Regions from separate parts of the Homo sapiens genome. Here regions 2 and 3 are each linked to region 1. A link is a contact called in ENCODE Hi-C data. All regions are on one chromosome and are shown on one strand. Each heading gives the region's core, a stretch centred on a gene start or an enhancer-like site at or near the end of the contact. The rest is flanking DNA. Distances are from core to core; before and after follow the strand shown. Region 1 has its middle 170 kb from the start of SSTR4. Region 2 overlaps LOC124904963 (a long non-coding RNA gene). Region 3 has its middle 34 kb from the start of LINC01747.

Region 1 (4,543 bases), core at 1,107-3,606:
AGGAATCTGGGTTAACACAGGACAGGGCACAAATTACTGTTAGGAGAACCCTGCTTTCTTGCTTTTTTTTTTCTGTTATGCCCTGAGAACTTCTGTGCATGTAACGTGTCCTTGTGGAATAAAGGTTCATGAGCTCAGAGACTTTACATCTGAAAATCAAAACAAAATCTTTTTATGTCAAGGGTTGCCCTGCTTGTCCCCATCATGCCCAAGATAGTGGTGGACGCAAGGCGGTAACCTTAAAGTGTGTGTTGTTGAGTGGCTAGTGCACTTGAAGGAGAATGGCTCAATAACATCTCCAGAGCAGCTGTACATCCCAGTGGGTGGGGGGCAGTGGAGAGGTCATGGGGAGACAGTGGGTGGTCTTGCACAGAAAGTAACATGAAACTCTCAGTCCTGCCGACCACGAAATTCATTTGCAGCTCAGGGTCCAGCCAGTTTATGCTTCTTCACATCAAAACGTTTCAGACACAGCCAGGATCATGGAAAAATCATTGCAAAACTTGAGAGCCTTTAGTTTCAAGCAGCCAATTCCAGGAATATCCACAGGCAGCTGGCATTTTGCAGAGCATTAGGGGGAGCAAATCACTGGAGAAATTAGTTTACAAACTTTTTTTTTCAAAGTGAATGCAGAGCATAGTCATAGTCAGAGAATAAGGACTTTTTGCATACAATAATAATGTCCTTGAAAAAGCAATATAACAGCCCAATAAAGATCAAGGTGGGCTAAGAAATACATGGGGTTCCTACAAGAACAGAACAAAAATAAGTGAAAGACCAACTGAATAAGGATGGAAATTTCTGTGTCTAGGAAGAAATAAATGCTTTCCACAGAGCTCATTAGAGTCACCTTTTGCAGTTATTGAGCATATTTGTGTTTAAATTAATTGGATGGTGAAAAACACATGGCACATTTCCCTAATTCAGATAGCATAAGATGAAAGACAAAGAACCAACTCAATAACAGATTTTTTTTTCAAGAGAGGAGCATGACATAAAATGTAAACTCTGAGGGTAAGATGCATCTCAATTTCAGGAATATGAAGAATGTGAGGGTGGAAGGGAAGGGTGTGTGTTGGAATCAAAATGTGGGAATACAATAGTTTTCTTTCTGAAGTGCAAGTTTAATAATGCTCTAAAGTTTTATTATTTCACAGTATTTGCAGGTAAAGAAAATATGTAACTTGTTTTTTCCTCACCTGAGTATTATAGGAAGGATCCTAGTGTCAGGACTGGCCAAAAACAGGGCAGAGTCTCATTTTTTTCAAGGCCTATTCCTGTCTGGACTTTTGTCCATTAGAATGGGACAATAGCCATTTTCGTGTTTGGCATCTTCATGCAGGCGTCAGGAAGCTGAATTACAAAAAGGAGCTCAGAGCCAAAGAGACCTGAGAGCCTGCCCTGGCCACGGCAGCTCTTGAGGTCTTTGGTTTTCCAGGAAAAGACGTCGCGTGGGCCCGGGAGGCTGCGCTTCCAGGAAGGACCCTTATTATAAAGTTTAAAGGCAGGGGCTGCCGTTCCACATTCCTTAAGCTAAATTCACACTTGGGACCTTCAGCAGTGAATATGTATTTCCTTAGAAATCCCTGGGGTTATAATATTTATAGCCAGAGGTGGGGCTGTTCCATCTGGGAGGGTGTCTGATCCTTCAGCAGAGTTGAAAACCAATGTATACCCAGAGCGCATCCATCTTCATAACCACCCTGCAGGTTTGTACGAACAGGAAGAACAAAGGGCTTGACCAAATACTTATTGTGAATTTTCTGTGTGTTTAATGATCATCAGCTGTTGGTGAAAAAAATGAATAAATATTCAAAGCACTTTCAAGTTTTAATTATCTGTGTGAAGCCAAAGGAGTAAGGAAACCACAGTCCTTCAATTAAACACTCACAGGTAACCCAAACCTGTCACCTGTTCACTTTTCTGCCAAGATTTTTCTATACTGATTGCCTCAGGTGTGAGTGTGAATTGTGGAAAATGTCTAAAATGGAGCCATTAAGCACATCAGTACCAAGTGCATTTGTCTTAAAATACAATTTTGACACCTACTCTGTAAGTCCCAGAATTGGCCTTGAAGGTGAAAGGCGAACCAGACATTGTCCACCTTTGTCACCCTGATGTGCGCAGAGGCTGAGGGGACCTCACTCTTTCTTGCTGAGCTAGAAAAAAATGTGTGCGAGTCCAGGGGAGGGTGCCGTTTTTCCATCCTTTTCAGAAAGGATATTGATCATATCCTTTTCCTTCGTGTCATCACAGGGGCGGCTGCTCCAGGAAACCCGGCTCCTCCTTGATGAGGCTCAGGAACATGATTCCAGGGCAATGCACACCACATCCTGCCCCTCCCTGCGCATCCCTGAGGCTTCAGCGCCGCTCCCCTGGCTCCAGGCACATCTTGCCAGAAGCCCCTCTGTCCTGCAAATCAGCAAGACTTGCCTGGTCTTTTGATGGTTGAAAGGGTTTTTTTTTTTATTTTTTGCTCTGCAGAACATAAACATTCTGCCTCCAGTGTGTGTGCTGCTGAATCTGCTCCCCACATTACTGTAAGAAAAATTGTCCCCAAATTTACATCTGTGCATTAAATGACTCAGTGGTTACCCATTGCTGCTATATAACTTAATACTGACCTCGAGGGGTTGTTGTTGGAATAAAAGAGGCCTGTGTGAGTCGGTGTAGCTCATAGTCGGCACGCACTAGTGTGACATCACCCTCTTTGCTCCAGCTTCATGACCGGCCTTGCTGTGTTCTGACACCACAACTTTCAGTTGCTGATAATTCAGACTTCATCCGGACTCCTGATACTCCTGCGCTCTTTCTCTGGGTTAAGGACCAGGATTGCAGAGGGCATCCTCAATGGAAAGAGAATGCAGGTGGCTATGAACCCTGCAAGGTGCATAAAATCAAATTTATGGGCATAGAAAACAAAAGGAAGGCTGGAGATGGTGGCCTGTTCTCTCCGTGTGGAAACCCTTTTGTGAGTCACTCTCATTACGCTTCAGTTCCTCACATGACAACATTCCCCAGCAGCAAAGCAAATGGGTTCTTCAGCAAGATGGTGCCTTGTTTTGATTACTGGGGATTACTTAAGCCATGAAGAATAGCTTCCATGCTAGTGTCAGTAATGAAAAAGCCGTGGAGATGATGTCATTATTACTTATTTTTGAGCCCCAGTAGAATATTTGTTATTTGTTAGAACACCAGACCACGTAGTTTCTTACCACAGGGACTTCCAGTCTCATACCGTGTATAATGCACTCACCGTGTACAGTACAATAAACCAGATGATATGTCGTAAAAAGGCGGTCATCCTTACTTGGAGTTTCCCACTGCTGATTCTATTAACATTCAGTACAGACCCTTCATTCCAAAGATAGGCATCATACTGTCAGAGCCTCTTAGCGTGTTTACCAAGCTTGCCACCAGCTCATCAGCCCCCTTAACTTCCAGGAGTGGATCTGAGGAGCTCTGTGGTTTGCTCATGGTTACCTCTCCACCCTGGCCATGGTTCATTGGGCTGTATGTGGACCCTCATGCAGCTGCGCCTGTCGGGGTCCTGTTCTGAGAGTTCAGGACGGGACTCAGATGCCCAATCTGGGCAAGTCTCTTAAATGGAAGGAGCAGGGTCACATCTTACACCCACCAAAGCTCTCTAAAATCAGAGAGAATAAATAAGATGTCCAGAGGGAGGCAGCCCTGGCTGTGTGCTTGGTTTTGATCCTTTATAAGACATGGTCTCAAGTCTGGAGATACAAATTTCCCCTTTCGACTTAAGCTAGCTCACAGTGGTTGTTCCTTGAAAACAGAGTCCTTATCCAGTGTCTCCCACCAGCTCCAAAGCTGGATGCAAGAACATGAGTTTGCTGGGTATGCACATGAGCCAATGGTGCCGCCAGACTCTTTGAGCCCTCGGTGGCCTACCGTGGGGCCCTCAGGACCATTGGCTCAGTCTTGCCTCCTACAAATAAATGTTAAAAGCAGGCCAGGAAAGTAGTAATCTATACATGGCCCAGCAGTTTGGAAGTAGTTTTGCCCAAATGTGTGGTAGCCTACAAAAATCTAAATGCTCAGGGGCCAAGCCACTGACACATTTTAGATTTCTGCCATACTCAGAGAAATGTCAGATGCTGAGGGCTTTTCGGTTGCCTGCATACATTGGACATTTATGGATTTCTCTGTCCCATGTCTTGCAGCTCTTACTACCCAAGCCCTGTATTTTTACCCCTTCTACTTGTTACCTAGTTTGATTATACTGCTCATTGAGTTAGAGAGAGAGAGAGATAGGGAGGAAGGGAAAGAAAGACTAGAACCCAAGATCCCCTACTCCCACTTCCCAATTAATTCATTATTTGCTCATTCAACACCTATTTTATTGTGTTTCTGCTATGAGTTTGCCACTGTACTGGGCCTCTTGGACATAGTGGAGAACAACATTGGTGAGGGTCTTGTTTCCATGGAGCTTCTACTCTAGTGGAGACAAATATTAAGCCAATCATTACTACACAGAGGGAGAAGGCAATTGGTCTAAACTGGAGTAGAATCCATTGGA
Region 2 (4,543 bases), core at 749-3,248, 170 kb after region 1:
ACACAAGAACAGAAAACCACACACTGCATGTTCTCACCCATAAGTGGGAGCTGCCTCTCTACCCTGAATGCAAGAGACCCTCATAGTTAGACAATATCATTGCCCCTATTCAGCCTGAAGAAGTTACAGAAGATGGATCTTTGTCCCTCTGCAACCCTTAGGATTAAGGGCTCTCTTATAAAAGGGAATGTTAGAGGCATGTGAACCAGAGCAACTTCATCTTAAACAGGAGCTGGGTAATATGAAGCTGAAACCTACAGGGCTGCATTCCCAGACGGTTAAGGAATTCTAAGTCACAGGATTAGACAGGAGGTCGGCACAAAATACAGATCATAAAGACCTTGCTTATTAAAAAAAAAAAAGAAAAAAGAAAAAAAATTAGCCAGCCAAAACCCACCAAAACCAAGATGGCGACGAGAGTGACCTCTGGCCATCCTCACTGCTACACTCCAACCAGCGCCATGACAGTTTACATATGCCATGGCAATGTCAGGAAGTTACCCTATATGGTCTAAAAAGGGGAGGCATAAATAATCCACCCCTTGTTTAGCAGATAATCAAGAAATAACCATAAAAATAGGCAACCAGTAGCTCTAGGGGTTGCTCTGTTTACGGAGTAGCCATTCCTTTATTCCTTTACATTTTTTTTTTTTTTTTGAGTCTCACTCTGTCACCCAGGCTGGAGTGCAGTGGCATGATCTAGGCTCACTGCAACCTCGCCTCCTGGGGTCAAACAATGCTCTGCCTCAGCCTCCCGAGTAGCTGGAATTACAGGCGACTGCCACCACGCCCAGCTAATTTTTTTTTCTTTTCTTTTTTTTTTTTTTTTTTGTACTTTTAGTAGAGACGGGGTTTTGTTTCCATGTTAGCCAGGCTGCTCTTAAACTCCTGACCTCGTGATCCACCCCCCTCAGCCTCCCAAAGTGCTGGGGTTACAGGCGTAAGCCACTGTGCCTGGCCTAGTTTCTTAATAACCTTGCTTTCACTTTGCAAAAAAATAAATAATAATAATAAATGGGAGCTGAACAATGAGAACACATGAACACAGGGAGGGGAACAACACACACTGGGGCCTGTCGTGGGGCAGGGGTAGAGACAGCATCAGGATAACTAGCTAATGAATGCAGTGCTAAATACCTAGGTGATGGGTTGATAGGTGCAGTAAACAACCATGGCACGTTTACCTACGTAACAAACCTGCACATCCTGCACATGTATCCCGGAACTTATAATAAAATTTAAAAAAATAAAATAGCTTGGGTTCATCGGTGGTTTCTACAAGGAACCAGAGTCCCACTGTCTTTGCGTGGATCACTTACTAACCTTGATACTCAGAGCTAGGGCAACAGCATCTTTAGAAACAAAAAACAAGGAAAATGGCTCAAAATGTGATTCACTTTTTTTTCCCAGGCCCTCTTTCCTCTCCAAGTGCTTGCATTTTGCCTCCATCTTTTCTCTTCCCCATTGTTGGATATTTTCACCGTGCTCATCTCAGCACTGATGGAGAGAGGAAGGAAGAAGGGCTGTCTGGCCATGCCCAGCCATCCCCACCGGGAGAGGATGCCCAAGGAGGAAGCTTCCAGGCAAGCTTTCTGGGAGCTGGAGGAGTTAGAAGATGAGGTTCTTCATCTTCATATGTTCCCTGCAGGCTCAAGGTACTGCTCGCTGCTTGCAGGAGGGACAGGGAAGCCTGAACACCACGATAACCCCAATTGGGGTTATCCGGCAGCTGCCCCACACCCTGGACATGCCGACAAGGAAAAGAAACACCGGGAATGTGTCTCCCCTTAGTCCTGCCTCTGACCTAACCTGCTGTTGGTCAGAGTTAGAGGCTGTGCACATAACCAGCTTCTCCATCAGGCCTGAGCTGGGGGTCGCTTGAGACTTTATCCAGCTCATTGCTCGCGCCTTGGCGGAGCCGGCCATTGTTAGCTCTGCCAGGGCCTCCGGCTGAGGCCGAGCCGGTAGGGAGCTTGTGCCTGTGCGGCCGAATGAACCCTGAAACGGCACCCTCTGCTGCCCTCTACTGTCAAATCGGCTTAATTGCAGACGGCCTAAGCGGCTGCTTCAAAAGGGAACTAGAAGAGGGTCCTACATTCAGACACGATTTTGCTTCCACCTGCTTTTATGAATTTTGCATCATTTTATTGGCATAGATAACCTAAATGAAAACATTTTACTTAAGCAAACCTCAATGACATTCCCTAGGACCCAGGGTTTGCCTTTGACCTAGGGCACAAACGTCTTCCTTCTCAGTGTCTGGCAGAGGGTCTAGCAGCAGCAGGCCTGGCTGATGGTGCGCTGTGAAGCTTTCGCTGATGTGCTTAGTAAGTGCCGGGGCACACATTCTCATTTAAAGCGCCTGCAAATCTGTGCAATAGAAAAACACATCCAGTAGCCAGAAAACGTGTGAGCCCTGATCTGAACTTAGGTCTCCTTCGAGGGCTTCCAGTTTTTTTGTGCAGAGTCGCTGGACTCATCTGGAACGCTACTTGATTAAAGTTTGGGAATTTCTGATCCTCCCAGAAAGCAGATCAACCACCAACTAAGGCTTCAGGCTCTATGGACCACAGGCACCACCGCTTCCTCCTTAACAGCTGGTGGGTGGCTAGGCAGACCCACTCCACCACACTTATGTGGGACCACCAGCCTGGCATTTGGTTGCTTGGCCCAAATATCAGGGCTTGTTCCATCCACAAAGACACACTGCAGCCCTGCTACATGCCAGGCACTTCTCTGGGAGCAGGGATGGGACAGCAGTCAGAGACGCGAACTCTACCCCCTAGGGTGCTGGCAGCTTTTTCGCCAGCTCTTCAGATGCTTCCGTATGGTGGAACCACATAGCGCTCAGACAGCTTGGCCGTCAGGTGGTTTATCTATAGCCCTAAAGAGAAAAACACACCCATTGTCCACAGAGCTCACTACAGACAGTCCAGGAAGTGCTCCCTGGCATGCCTGCTTTCTGGGCAGTTTGCACAGTTGATCCCGTTCCCCTCAGGTGGAGAAGCTTCAGGGTCTAGGGGAATGAGGCAGAGCAACAGTGGAAGGTCAGGGGACAGTGAAGTGGGGTCACTCCCAGGTGCTGAGCTCTGGCAGCCACTGGCACCAGAAGGACAGACAGTAAAATAAGTGATATTTCCCAAGCATACAGAGAGTTATTAATTAGAGTTAGCTATTTACCAGCTAAGTGCTGAAAGGGTCCATGGTAATTAAAAGAGCTAATCAGATTTTCAAAGGGCACCAACACCATGTAAACATAAGGGGATTCTACGTGCTGTTCTCGGCATGTCATTTGAAGCTGTTGGGGTGAGGGGTTGTGGCTGTTGACTCTTCTAGTAGAGAAAGCACCACCCTGTTGGCTGCTCACCCCTAGAGAAGGATGGAGGGACCTAGAATTAATGCCAGGGCCTCCCAACAGGTGCTGCACACACATTTGCACTGTTGTTTGTAAGTATATACAGCTCTTCTGGCTTCTGATTTTGTTTTAGCTTTAATTATCCAAAGTGCTACTAAGTTAATATCAATGTTTTTCTATTGCCTTTTTCTCTATCAGTGGTTACGAAACATGTGTCCATCACGTGTTGTTTGCCTTTAGATCCATTTCACAACCGCCCCCTGCAAACGCTGTTTTCCAGGCTCTCTTGCCTACTGGCTTCCATTTAGGTTCATCCAACGGGAAGTGATGTCAAGAGATGGAGGTGAGAGGAAGAGGGAAGTGAGAGCATTTCTCTCCTCACCCTGACCCTTCACCTCTGATTGGAGTCCCTGGTGGGAGCGGCCCCTCCTGGACCGGCTGGGTGTCAACTCCAGCTCTAGCCAGGTGACCCTTCCTTAGACCCGGTTGCCACTGCGAGACTCAACTCCAAGTTCTATCTTGGCTTCTCCAGATTTAATCTTAAGAGCAGCTGCAGCTAATTTCTGAGGTTTGAAAATAACAGTAATTCACATAAGCAGGTTAATGAAATACAGGAAATGTATCACTTTGTAAATTCTTACAGTGTCCTATTTTAGGATCCCTGGAAGCAGAATCTGAAACAAGTCTTTGTGTGAAGATTTATTAGAAAGTGTTCCCAGAACAACAACAACAAAAAGAGGCAAGACAGTGGAAAGGTGGGACTGGGGAGTGAAAAAAGTGAGCCAGGAACCACGTGGGTGCTTCTGGCTTCCTCCTGCTAGGGAGTTCTGAGACAGAGTCAGGGCTGGTCACACCCCAGAGAGGCCGCACTGGCGATGAAGGAGCTGGAATATTCATATTCTGCAAGTAGTAAAGGGTTAACCTTGCCCAAAGAAAGGTGTGGCCCTGGCACAGCTCCTGGAAGGCAGCCTCTAAGTCCTTTAATCTCTAATGTCCTGTCTGATAAGTGTCTGTTTACCGAGGCCTTAGGCCACACCAGGTAGTTGATGCTAAGGATAGGATTCACAGTGGAGGTCTTGTATCAGCTTGATCTGTCAAGGGGCTGGAGACCAGGTCAGCCATGTAGATTGTCCATCATGTTTACGTGACCAAGCCTTCAATAAAAACCCTGGACGCCAAGGCTCAGGT
Region 3 (4,543 bases), core at 1,341-3,840, 140 kb after region 1:
AGTAGGAAGTGGGCAGGCCATACAGAAAAGTTAAAATTCATGAAATATCAGCCCGTGTAAACGAGACCAGGCTGACAATCCTCAGTGTTAGGGTCTCATCCTCCTGAGACTGGGGCTGGAAGACAGAAGCCCTATCCTCAGGTATTGGCTGAAACAAACTGTAAATTATTTTAACAGCCTTAAGTTTTCCCAGGAAGGCAATTTAAATGAGGGCTAGCATCCTCTTGGGGATGTGGTCTTGTGCTGTTAGAAACTGTTTGTGCTTGTTCAAGGATTTATTGACCAAAATTGAGGTCTATTAAAAGGAGAACTCCCATTCTGTAGGTTGCCTGTTCACTCTGATGGTAGTTTCTTTTGCTGTGCAGAAGCTCTTTAGTTTAATTAGATCCCATTTGTCAATTTTGGCTTTTGTTGCCATTGCTTTTGGTGTTTTAGACATGAAGTCCTTGCCCATGCCTATGTCCTGAATTGTATTGCCTAGGTTTTCTTCTAGGGTTTTTATGGTTTTAGGTTTAACATTTAAGTCTTTAATCCTTTGAATTAACTTTTGTATAAGGCATAAGGAAGGGATCCAGTTTCAGCTTTCTACATATGGCTAGCCAGTTTTCCCAATAGCATTGGGAGATATACCTAATGTAAATGACAAGTTAATGTGTGCAGCACACCAGCATGGCACATGTATACATATGTAACAAACCTGCACGTTGTGCACATGTACCCTAGAACTTAAAGTATAATTAAAAAATTTAAAGAAAGGAGAACTCAGAGGAGCCTACCTTAAATTTAATCAAGGGGATAATCTTTTTACTCTATATCAAAATGGGCTTTAACAAAAAGATAACATAGTGTTCATAAGGATGTGTGACAAGTGGAATTCATACACTTTGGAAAATTACTTGGGGACATTTCCGAAAGCTAAAGTGTACCTACCCTGAGGTCGAAACATTTCATAGGGGAGTGCTATGTTACCAGAAAACGTGGGCAGAAATGTTCATAACAGCATTATTAGTACTAGCCAAAGCATAGAAGCAATCCATATCAATACAGACAGCAAAATAAAACCACATTCACCAATGAAGTACTACAAAAAAAAATGACAACTGCAACATTTGCAAAATCATGGCAGAGTCTACAGGCAGGAATCTGAGCAAAAGAAATCAGACAGGAAAGAGCACACACTGTATGTAAGATTCTATGAATTTTAAGAACAGGCTAGAGGTGGACTACTTCACAGCCAGAAAAAAAGAACGAGATCATGATCTTTGCAGCAACAAGAATGGAGCTGGAGGTCATTATCCTAAGTGAACTAACACAGGAAGAGAAAACCAAATACCACATGTTCTCACTTATAAGTGGGAGCTAAACATTGAGTACACATGGACACAAAGAAGGAAACAATAGACACCTGGGACCCCTTGAGGGTGGAGGGTGGGAGGAGAGTGAGGATTGAAAAACTACCTGCTGAGTACCATGCTTATCTGCCAGGTGACAACATAAGCTGTACACCAAAACCCCAAGACATAGACATGTAATTTACCTATACGACAAACCTGCACATGTACCCCTGAAACTAACATTAAAGTTTTTTTTTGGTGGTTTTTTTTTTTTTTTTTTTTTTTTTTTCAGAAAGAACAGGCTAAAGGGCTTGTGTTGAGGGAAGCCAGAACACAGATTCCCTCTGGTGGGTGGGTGATGACCGGAAGGAGCCAGAGGTGTGGGGAGTTGGGAATGTCCACATCTTGATCTGAGCAGTGCAATGTGACTCTAGATAGGCGTTATTAAACATTCACGAAGCTACACAATTAAATCATTGGACAGTATGCCAGGCATTTTAAGCCTCAGTTGTTGTTTTTTTTTTTTTTAAAAAAAAAAAGAGAGAGAAACTTAGGGCATATCAGTTAAATATAACATGCAGAACTTGTTTGGATTCTGTTTGTACAAAATCCTGTTAAAAAGCATTCATGAAACAATGAGGAAATGGCAAGTCTCAATTGAAACTTACTACATAACATGAAGTGATGATATTTTTGTATGCTCATGGTATCACAGTATGGATTTATATTCCCTGATCTGTTAGAATACATGCTGAAGGATGCAATTATATGATACTTGGCTTTGCCTCAAAATAGTCCAGTGGGGCCTTGCAGGAGGGCTGGATGTTACAGAGGACACGGGTCAGGAGTACCTTAGCGACGAGTGCATGGAAGTTGATGCATGCATTTGCAGGAAATTTTCCATAATAAAATAATTTCTTTTAAATCTGTCTTTGGGGAAGGCCATAAGAGAAAAAAAAATCTAAAATAAAAATTTTATTTTAAAACAAAGTCTGGTTTTGCTTTATCATGTAGTGAGGCGTACTGCAGGAGATCTGAAACAATGTCAGGGTGCCCCACCCCACCCTGCTTTTCCCTCCTTCCCAGCACGTGGGATCACCCCACAGGGCCAGACATAGCAGAGTCTGAGGCCTCTTCCTGGCAGGAGGACTCCCCGAGGCAGGCAGGAAGCGTCTCTACCCAAGGCTCCGGGGAGCTAAGCCTTCCTCTGAGGGACCGCCCTGGGATTGTTTTATATTTACCTTAGCTCAGCACAGTCTCCACCCTGGCTTCCCTTGTCCTTGAAAAGGCGACAGAGGAATATTCTTAGCTCACTAGCCCTGTGCATACCTCAGGCTTCCGGAGCATCTCTGCAACTGGGGCCTCTGTGCTATGCTTTTTCCAGATGAATATGTTTGCAAGGCTTCTGCTTGAACCAGGAAGCTGCAGGCCCTAGTGGGAGCTGTGCCCATAGACCACACTTCCCCCACTGCAACTCTGCTCCAAGAGCAAGTTTGAGAAACAAGATTCCCCATGCATGTAACCATATTGAGAGCTCTGAGAAGACCTAGAGTAAAGCAGAATAAAACAAAGAAAGCATTGACAGAGGAGCACCAGGGAGCATCCCTCAAGTCCTCCTCCAAATGCACTCTTGGGGAAACCTGCGCAGAAGTGTGGCCCTTGGAGCAGTCGTTCTGAACCAGGATCCACTCTGGGTTCTGGAAATCATGAGCTTTCTAAAGTCACATTTCGTGCCTTCTTTATGAAGCAAAGGTCCTTGCGTCATGAGGCTCACAAAGGGATCCCAGACCCTGAAAGAAGCCAAAACAACTGCACTTGGTGGGTTTTTCTAAGGGACAGTCTAATGTGTTCTTGATGAGTGTTAAATTTGAATGCATAACATCATCTCTTCATACATTTATCTTTCAGTGTTGTCTCTCACTTTAAAGATCTTACCTCACAAATTATAAGACAGACCAAATTCCCATTTTAAATCCAGGCACAAAGGAATCTTGAAAAGCAAGTGGCTAAATCAAGAACACATAGAGAGAGAGAGGGTGGTCTACCCTTCACGCGCATGTGGCCAACCTGGAGGAGCTTGCAATTTTAAAGATTCACATTCAGCAGATCTTTCCACTTGGCTCTCTCATCTACTCAGGATTCTGCAGAAGGTTGAATGAACTGTCCTTGTTCCACTGTGCATCTCAGGGGAAGGTCAGCTAGCAACTCCAGATTACACGGGTGCAGTGTCTACTGCGTAACCCAAGCAAGCATGTCATCATTGAAACGAAGAACCAAGTCTTAAAAATTAATGCCCCGAGGTTCAGACTGAGGGCTCTATTCTGGTCTGATCTGAGACCAAAGGGAAGGCCTTGGTATCTTATAAAAAGAAGCTTAGGCTTTATATACATACATTGTTTTTCATCGTGGCCTCACATTTGTATTATTTTATTTTATATATTTGATTTTATTCATTTATATTATTTACAGCTCATTTACAACTCATTTTATTGGTATTTTTCTTTCTGTTTAGCACACTTCCTAGTACACAAAATTGTAGCATGCATAATAATAAAATATTTGGTTTTCTTATTAAATAATAACGCATGCCATGGTAAAACACTGGAAACTAAGAATCACCATCATTCCGACATCTCAGAGGTAACTATGGTTTACACAGACAGAGCTTTGAAGAAGCAGCTCTTCTGCCCTTTCTGGAGTCTCAAGTCCTGTGTCGCTTCTTCCCCATATTAGAGAGAGATCTACACTATACATCTCAACTTGTCTGAAGTGCCTGTGAGTTTAATACATAGCTGTAGAGCGTAAATGTTCAGTTCTCCAGACTTGAGCAAAATATACTGGGAAATTGTCCTTTTACAATACATTACCAGGAAATATCCCTATAACAACTGCGGAAGGGTGTGTAACCATGGCTATTCTACACTTCAGCGCTGCATCCACCCAGTTCTGAGTCACTGAATTCCCTCCTTATCAGCCTCCTGACCTTCAGAGTTCTGCTCCTGACCCCATCTGCACCCTCCCCTCCTCAACCAACGCTGACTTCACCCAGTCCTGTAAATCCTCCAGCTTCTGACCAAATTGCATTTGAGGACAAGGAAAAGGGACAGAGTCTGGATTTCAAATGTAGATAATGAAACTTTAGCTGAACTGATCAAGGAAAAAGGAGACAACTCTAATTTCTAATATCAGGAATGGAAAAGGAAGCAACA

The links. A loop is a pair of places that touch in the nucleus more often than their neighbours do. Pooled maps may share reads with other maps.
Region 2: a loop to region 1 is called in a map of heart right ventricle, with 4 times the contacts of the local background. The contact joins two enhancer-like sites. A Hi-C loop is called at or near these places in 11 of 168 maps with a recorded cell type or tissue (PC-9, cardiac septum, endothelial cell of umbilical vein and 3 more) and 15 of 50 pooled maps.
Region 3: a map of heart right ventricle shows a loop between it and region 1 (7-fold over the local background). The contact joins two enhancer-like sites. A Hi-C loop is called at or near these places in 13 of 168 maps with a recorded cell type or tissue (Right ventricle myocardium inferior, cardiac septum, dorsolateral prefrontal cortex and 5 more) and 11 of 50 pooled maps.

What each region holds. Positions count from the first base shown.
Region 1 is chr20:22,859,909-22,864,451 of GRCh38, reverse strand. No RefSeq gene overlaps it. Among named protein-coding and RNA genes, the nearest start is that of SSTR4, 170 kb to the left of the region's middle. Within about 2 kb of position 2,356, at least 6 of the 41 ENCODE cell types and tissues checked have a DNase peak (open chromatin) inside an H3K27ac peak, as active enhancers do; they include heart left ventricle and heart right ventricle, where a contact is called at or near this core.
Region 2 is chr20:22,689,291-22,693,833 of GRCh38, reverse strand. LOC124904963 (a long non-coding RNA gene) reads right to left here. Exons shown (of 2, transcript XR_007067729.1): 2 at 2,124-2,370. Among named protein-coding and RNA genes, the nearest start is that of LINC01747, 6.2 kb to the right of the region's middle. RefSeq lists a silencer at 1,930-2,029. Within about 2 kb of position 1,998, at least 2 of the 41 ENCODE cell types and tissues checked have a DNase peak (open chromatin) inside an H3K27ac peak, as active enhancers do; they include heart right ventricle, where a contact is called at or near this core.
Region 3 is chr20:22,717,423-22,721,965 of GRCh38, reverse strand. No RefSeq gene overlaps it. Among named protein-coding and RNA genes, the nearest start is that of LINC01747, 34 kb to the right of the region's middle. Within about 2 kb of position 2,590, at least 5 of the 41 ENCODE cell types and tissues checked have a DNase peak (open chromatin) inside an H3K27ac peak, as active enhancers do; they include heart left ventricle and heart right ventricle, where a contact is called at or near this core.